Regions from separate parts of the Homo sapiens genome. Here region 2 is linked to region 1. The links are chromatin loops, found by intact Hi-C in ENCODE. Cell type or tissue: B cell. All regions are shown on one strand.

Evidence for each region. Hi-C counts contacts between places; a loop is a spot of excess contacts. Peaks named below come from ENCODE experiments on the same cell type or tissue, not always from the same donor. Only the 100,000 strongest peaks of a DNase experiment are listed, where the experiment ranks them.
Region 2: a loop joins it to region 1, with 11 times the contacts of the local background. A loop is called at or near these places in 1 of 110 quality-filtered maps.

Annotation. Positions count from the first base shown.
Region 1 is chr7:94,554,138-94,558,137 of GRCh38, forward strand. It overlaps CASD1 (CAS1 domain sialic acid O acetyltransferase 1), which reads left to right. Exons shown (of 18, transcript NM_022900.5): 17 at 346-438; 18 at 1,355-2,882. The coding sequence ends at 1,621. All of the region lies in intron 1 of LOC105375404 (a long non-coding RNA gene), which reads right to left. Among named protein-coding and RNA genes, the nearest start is that of CASD1, 46 kb to the left of the region's middle. RefSeq lists an enhancer at 1,973-2,022. In B cell, no CTCF peak of the experiment used is centred here; a DNase peak (open chromatin) is centred at 2,104; H3K4me3 peaks cover 1,286 bases; H3K27ac peaks cover 1,011 bases.
Region 2 is chr7:94,618,291-94,622,290 of GRCh38, forward strand. It overlaps SGCE (sarcoglycan epsilon), which reads right to left. Exons shown (of 11, transcript NM_003919.3): 5 at 468-666. It also overlaps a transcript of CASD1 not described here. Among named protein-coding and RNA genes, the nearest start is that of SGCE, 36 kb to the right of the region's middle. RefSeq lists enhancers at 2,381-2,430, 2,471-2,790. In B cell, no CTCF peak of the experiment used is centred here; no DNase peak of the experiment used is centred here.

The sequences.
Region 1 (4,000 bases):
ATATGATTTTGTGAAGTGTTGCTACATAAATATGATAGCAACTTTTTCTACACAAAGGGCCTTAGGCAAATCTGTAATTTTTCCAGTATACATAAAATTGTTCAGCCATGTACTACTTAAAATGTTCATTGGTATGCAGCATACCGACCATGTGTTGAGAAATCCAGTTTGGGTAGACTTTAGAACAAAAATAACTTTCTAATACTTTTAGAATATAAAAAGACTGTTGTATATGTGTCAAGTTCACAAACATAAAGAATAAGGTTATCATTTAAAAGAAAGCTTTATACAAAATACTTTTCAATAAAGAGATTATTAATATTTGCTTTTGTGCTTTTTCTTTAGATTTTAGCCTTCATCCTAATAAGAAACATCCCTGGATATGCCCGTTCAGTTTACAGTTCATTTTTTGCTTGGTTTGGAAAAATTTCATTAGAGGTTGGTACATTAATATTTTGCTTATCTTACACAGCCAGGTGTTTCATGTTTGTGTATGTACGTGTGTGTGTGTAAATATCACACATATATGTGAGTATGAAAATCGGACGTACTTTTTTCTAAACTGAAGCTATTATGGAATTACAGGGAAAAGACTTAGAACTTTCAACAATACTAAAGTATTTTGGAATGTTTTTAAGCCTTATTTTTAAATGACTAGATATAGATTACTTGCAAAATATTATTTACGTTGTCTTGAGCTTTCAAGCACAACCAAGATGCTGAGACCAAGAGAGAAAAATATTAGACCAGGTATATAAATGAAATCAAACTGAGGGGATTTTGATTTTTTGTTCATCTCCATAATTAAATATATTACTGGAATTCAGTTTATTGATGCATACCATAATAAAATTTACCCTTATTATGATTGGAAATTGTGGGAGAAAGTATAAACTCATTACATTTTGTGTAAGATACATAATATGAAATTATCTACAAAATCAGTTTGAACAGTAGGTTTTAAAATGTATTCTGAGTAGTCTAAGCTTTATTATTTGAAATAGAATGTTTTAAAACAATTTATATTGTAATAACAACATATATTTTAGAGTTTTTAGAGTATAGGATTTATTAAATTGTCTCTTAAAATAGGGAAAATAAATTCCTCTTTGAGTTCTTGAATAATTGTTCTATTATTTTCTTTGGTCTCATTTATAAGAGAGATTGTATTAGCAGTTGGAGTTCTAAGGAGTAGACTGCAGTGGACTTTTCAGGGCCAGTAGTGAGACAGAATAAAATGGTTTTAGGAAAGCCTTCTAATGTTATTATGCAACCAAATTGTTTAAATTAGGGAAAACTGTAATTTATTCATGGACCCTCTATAAATATCTGACTTAAATATTTTTTCTCCTAGCTATTTATTTGCCAGTATCACATATGGCTGGCAGCGGACACAAGGGGTATCTTGGTACTGATACCTGGAAACCCTATGCTCAACATCATTGTCAGCACTTTCATATTTGTTTGTGTGGCACATGAAATTTCTCAGATCACTAATGATCTTGCACAGATTATTATTCCTAAAGATAACTCATCTCTCTTGAAAAGGTTGGCATGTATAGCTGCATTTTTTTGTGGACTCCTCATCTTATCATCCATTCAAGATAAATCAAAACATTAGGTTCCAAAAATTCTAAAAAACCTAAACTCTTCAGGCTACCTTTGTGTGTCTCTAGAAGAGAAAAGCATCTATCTGGAGATATAAATGTGTATGTAAATATAAACGTTTGTGGCAAGAGGACAGTTCTGTGACATCTGTTGAACATATGTGGTTGTATATATTGGAAATGTACATATCCAATATGAAATACTAAAACAAACAAACAAACAAAAAACCAGAATGCATTGTATAGGATTGCATGTGAAGTCTTTTCTACTGAATCTATATTTCCATTTGTAAGTGATTTTAAGTTAACATATGAAGGCAGGGAAATGATTACCTTTCCAGTAAAAAGTATAGATAATTTAATTAACTTAGTGACACCACCAAGTGTTTTGATATAACTAAATTTGTGGTAATAAGACTGTCTGCACCTGTATTCATTGTGGAACTTCCTCTTTCATTGGAAACTTTCTTACTCAAGAATGACGGCAGTATTGTTTTCTTATATGTGCAATGAAGTGGAATGATAAACAGTATGCCTTTAATTTATATGTGTTCTTGTTCTGATGTTGTTTCCTGAAATGATTTTTCTTCCTAACTGTGGTTTTCGGGTATGCAAGCCTAAATCTTTGTACACTTTGTCTCACAGAATAGTTCTGAGGCTCCATGACAGGGTTTTGTCATTGTTGATGTTATTGTTGCTTCGTTTTATAAAAAAGCCAAAATTTTTTTTCCAATCCAAACGTTCACCTGTTTCCTTTCCTCAAGCTATACCAGTGTAATACCAGTTACCCTGTGGATCCATTTAATATGTTATCCCCACTAATTAATTTTCGTATATTATTTCCAATATTTGGAAAGCTCTTTATAGCCATTTGGTATTTCCTATTACCCACCTCCTATTTTAAATATTTATCAGTCTAAACTTGTGCAGTGTAGTAAACATGCAAGTTGTTACGATTGAGCTGTATTACCATAAGTAGAATTTTAAGTAAACTGGTGAATTTGGGCAATAAATGTTTTTGCTTTTTGTTTGATTTTTTTTTACAAGCTAACTGTTAGAGGTATACATTTATTTATCTGTTGTACAGATTTGATTATGATTTTAATGTTTGAAAGATTGCACTTGTTTGCTTTTACTATATGTGGGGTAAAATATATTTTCTGTTCACAGTATATGAAAATATGGAGTAATTTAAACAGTAAATAAACATTCTGTGGATGCTTATTTTTGTATTGGCAAAGTATCAATTAAACTATATGTGTTCTTTTTCAAAAATGCTGGATCCATTCATGATTGGTTCAAATATCTAATTATTTCCTCAACTTAAATTTGCTTTTTAAATTGCTTAATATGTAGGGGTAGGTTACCAAATGATAGTTGGATAAGGAATCATTTAGTTATCAGAGCTTCAGAGGGTCATCTGCTTTCCACCAAGGAAGTTTAAGCATTATGGTTCATTAGTGATTTTGCTTGAAGATTTTAAAAATGTACTTATTATTTATTTAGCACTGGATTTATGTGCTACTGATATACCTCCATTAATAGAGGAATATTTCTTGGACAGAGATGTGTGTTCTTTCCTTTTCTCTCTTCTTTTGCCCTTACTTAATCTTTTGACATTTCCCAGATAGACAATTGTAATGATTCATTGCTCTGCCTCCTAGACTGCAGCCTTATAAGTAGAGAATAGTATAGTTATAAATCAAAAACTTCCAAGTACTGTGATCACATTATTCTTGTTCATGTAGCTTGCCAATGAGTAGAGTGCATTTTAATTTAGCTTGTAAGTTTTATCACCTGAAAAAGATTCTTCTTGATGAAACAATTGAAAAAGAAAGATGACCAGTCTCCCTGTGTATTTTGGAAGCACTTATGTCTTCAGTAGGGATGCCGCAGTGAATATATGCTTTTCTCTCCTATTTGAACTGAAGCCTAAAACTTACCTGGTGAGCCCTGTTTCTTCATCACTTGTTCTTATTTAATATAAAGCACTATTTTTTACATATAATTATATAATAATCTGTATAATTTAAAAATAATTTATTTGTAGTTAAAAATATTTTTTATATTTGATTTTCTTAATTAGTCTTAAAAGGTTATTGTGGAAGTTGCCACAATGATAGCACCTATATATACGGTAAATGTCTTAATATTTTATTTTCTGCATCGACTCAGATACTGACCATTTGCATTACTCAATCATACCATTCTTTAGAATAAGATTTTTAACAGGATGTTTAGATATGCTAAAGTTGAGATAAAACCACAGAGGTTCTCTAAATTCAGATTTTTCTGTAATAGAAATCACAGTCAGAAATCTACCATCTGGCTTTAAAAGGTACTTGCTTGACTGAATTCTACCTCAATCGTTCCTCCTTTCCTTTGCCAAAACT
Region 2 (4,000 bases), 64 kb after region 1:
CTTTAGGCCTTTGTGTCACAGGAATGGGTTTCAAATCCACCCCAGCCATCAGTCACTGACACATGGTGGAAAGAATGTTAAAGATGAAGAAATAGTTTCCTAGAATAAAGTTACAGCAGTCTGTGCATCCTTCTGCAGCTAATAACTGGGGCGTCAATTTCCTTTGAAATTCATGGCCCTAAATAATCAGCTTCTTAATGGAAGGTACAAAAGACTTAGTGCTATAATTTATGATGCTGATCCTCATCTACAATTAGATTTCACAGACCAGGAACTTGAGATATAAAAAACCACTAACACAACATCTTTGCCAATATAGAAAATTACTAGTATGTTCATATCTTTACAATATCTATTTCTTATTAAAACGAAAAATGCAATAGGCCATCTTCCATCTATAATAAGTTTGATAAGATCACCGTATTTAAAAATCTATATTTAAGGCAATGAGATAAAGATCTGCTTACCCCTCCTTCAGGTCATTAATGGGAAGTGGCACCCTGCCACCCCTGTCTAGGGCCGATGTGATGTTTATGGCGTTCAGGCGCTCTGGCTGCCACACATTTTTCACTGCGCCAAGAAAGTCTCCAAGAACCTCACTGGCCAACATTTCTTCTACATTCATATTCTTAATGAAGAATTCTGCTTGATATGGCAACGGGAAGTCTAATTTTGGTGAAAAAGGGCATGCATATCTTTAATGAAGTAGTCTTTTAAAAAGGAAACAAAAGAACAATTTGCGATTTGTTGAGTTCTGTCATAATCCTGGCAGCAGGAAGCAATATTAATACTGACTTTAAAGGCTTTCTGTTTAACAGAGGATGTATCTAAAAACATAACTGACATTAGAAACAGAACTTTATCTACAATATAATAAAATCCAAGGCTCATCAGAGGCTCATCAGGGCAATTTATAGTTATAGAATTTGGCAAAACAACTAAGAAAAGCTAAATCTACATTTTAAATTTATAATATTACTGATCTTTTGGGGAGCATGCTAAAATATTACTTTTTCTGAAATAAAAATCAATTATATGTCCAAAAGGAATTCTAAAAACCAGAACAATTCCACAGTTTTTAATCACACTATAATTAAATATTCTAGAAAAATTATAAAGTTCTCATGGAATTCCACTTCACATTGTTGGAGATTTAGTGTTTTTTCCTCCTCAATGTGTCATCAAAATTTCCCTCTAAATATTTCATGATTAACATCTTAAAACAACCCCATGTCAAATTCAGCCTTTCAATATGAGAAACTGTAAGTAAATATAATTTGTTACTCAAATGCTACTCTTCAATTACAAATCATCACTCTCTATATTCTAATTGTTCTCTTACGATAAATAATAGCTTTCTGTTTATTTAATAATATTTCTGTAAGAATAAAGGTTAATTTTTTAAATGTATGTACTGTGAGGCAGGCCAAGCTAGGGGACTTAGGTGAATTAGAACATTTAATTCTCACAACAAGAGGGTGTGTAGCTGCTTGTGTTTTTCATTGTACTTTCATACGTGAAAGCTTATCTTTAGAGAGGTCCAGAAGCTTATCTCATAATGTGAACTTACCTTGTACGACTTTTATCTATGCTAAAAGAGACTGCATATATAAGGTGCTCAGCAGAGCTCCCAAAACATAGTAGGAGCCTATAAAATATTAAATGTTAGCTCTAATTATAATAATATGAAAAGGTTGATTATCTGAATTTTTACTTTAAAAAGACAAGAAAATGTTTCTAGGTGCTACACAGATTTAAAGTCCCCAGTAGTAATTACACTATGTATATCCTCTCATTTATTTCAATAAAATTCATGTATCTGTAAGATATTCCACTTTTATTTAATGAACAAAAAATAAAAATTACATTAAGTACCTAAAATCTTGGTTAACTTATTTCTTATGAAGCATCCTATTAAAGGACATTTGATGCCTGAGATGAAGTCAAAGAAGAAACTAACGCTTCAGAATTTTCAACAGAGTTTTCTAGAGTGTGGTCATCACTTTTTAAAGATTTAGTTTTTCAAAGCCCTAATCATAGAAAGTTCTTTGCTTATCTCCTATATTGTCACTTGTTCTGCTTACAATTTTGTTAGATTTCCTTAATGTATAGCCCATCTGCAATTTAAAATATATTTATTCTCATATATGCAAATAAATTTCGTTTTATAGACATATTTCCTGTTTTATACAGATAAATAGCTTAATCATGCTACATTTATCTGCATACCTAGAAATAGTCATGCAGAAATGTGTTATGAGAAAGTTTCTTGGCAATAAATAATAAAATATTTATAAATAATACAAATACAGCTTTTGAATATGCCAGAAGTCTAAAATCTATTCATTTCATTCAATGTTTTTACATCCAGTTTTCTTAAAAAGTATCTAAAACTTTTTTCTTATGATCAGTGCTACTTTTTGGAGAATTATTATCTGGCTTTTCCTGTTCCACGTGACCCAGCTTCATGGCTCCTTTTCTGAGACCTGCTGCAAAGCCTGTGGTTGCCACCACACCCCTCAGAGGCTTTGAGCTGGGCAGCTGCCTGCTATCTACCCATCCAAGAGCTGCTGCCAGGCCTCCCAGAGATGAGTCACAGCAGCTTTCTAACTCTGGGGAAATCCCATGCCTGCTATATTTGGAAATCACAGAGGCCAAGAGAACAGTAGGCCAACAGATTGGTGGCAGGCCTCTGAGGCACTAAACCCAATTTAGAGAATCACTTTATGTACTCTCCTTGAGCTTCATGCGGTGTGAGTCTACATGACTAATTTCCCATTAGATCTCTCAGAACAGGAGACAGCTGGGCAGGGAGTTGGACAGAGCATGATTACCCTGATATATAACTTTTGTTATTTCTTTTCCTAAATCTAATCTGGGATAAATAACATGAGTGTAGGCCATGCTCAAACATGTACATCCTACTGCACATATACATTTCTGTCTAGACCAGCAAGGACAAATGCATGGACTTTAGTGCAGTGGTTCAAATAGGTTTGGGCCACTAACCCTACACAAAAAGCAGAGGAACAAGCACTGCCTGGAGTAAAGGTGGAGGCTTCTAAAACCTGTCTACTACTCCTTCTCACTAGCACACCTTCCAAACCCGTTATTTAGACAAAGAGCCCTGCTGCCAATTTTCAATCCTACAGTTGTCTAGCAGTCTTCCATTAGTATCTACTTGACCACAGGTCCTCATACGTCAACAACAACATCTATTGAGATGCCTTGAGTAATCTGTATCTACAGCACTGAGACTAGATTTGAGAAGGAAGAAGTTCAAACTATAGAACAAGCTTTCAATTTGTAGGGACTCTCACACCTGACAGAGTTTCGAGTCCCTTTGAGAGCATAATGGTGAGGTGAGATGGTCCAAGGCCACTGTAGTATAACTTTATAACTGTAATGATGAATTCCTAAGGAGGAAGGAAACTTTTCAATTATTCTGCTCATTAAGTGTATTCCAATTCTACAGGGCCAGCTTAGACAGCATGTAAGCATCCAATCACCACTGTAGTCAAGAACAAAAATCTCCCTGATCCAAACATAAATACCTACCAAAAGCCTTTGGGGAGTGGCAGAGTGGACAGGGAGTCTTCAGTCCAGGCCCACAGAACTGGCACTTGGACTTGCTTTTCATATATGAAGGTCATTTTAAATTTTAAACTTGCACATTTGTTGTCTACAATTGATACCGGTAAACACCTGGGGGAAAACATTCACTTAAGGGGGTTTAAGTGTTCAAGCAATCTCTCCATACACGTTTAATTTTACAGAAATTCCTTCTTTCATATCGTGTAAAAGTAATTTTTAACCCAGCCTTGACTGCATTATCATTAATGCTAAATTAGTAGGTTCTGATAAAATGTTTGGTGTTTGCTCATTTGTTTTTAGTTGCACTAGTAAATAGAAGCAAAAATTCCCCTATCAAGAATGCACAATTGTTTTCTTGTTTTTAGAGGGAAAAAATTCTGGATCAGTTTCCCTCCTGTCATTCTCA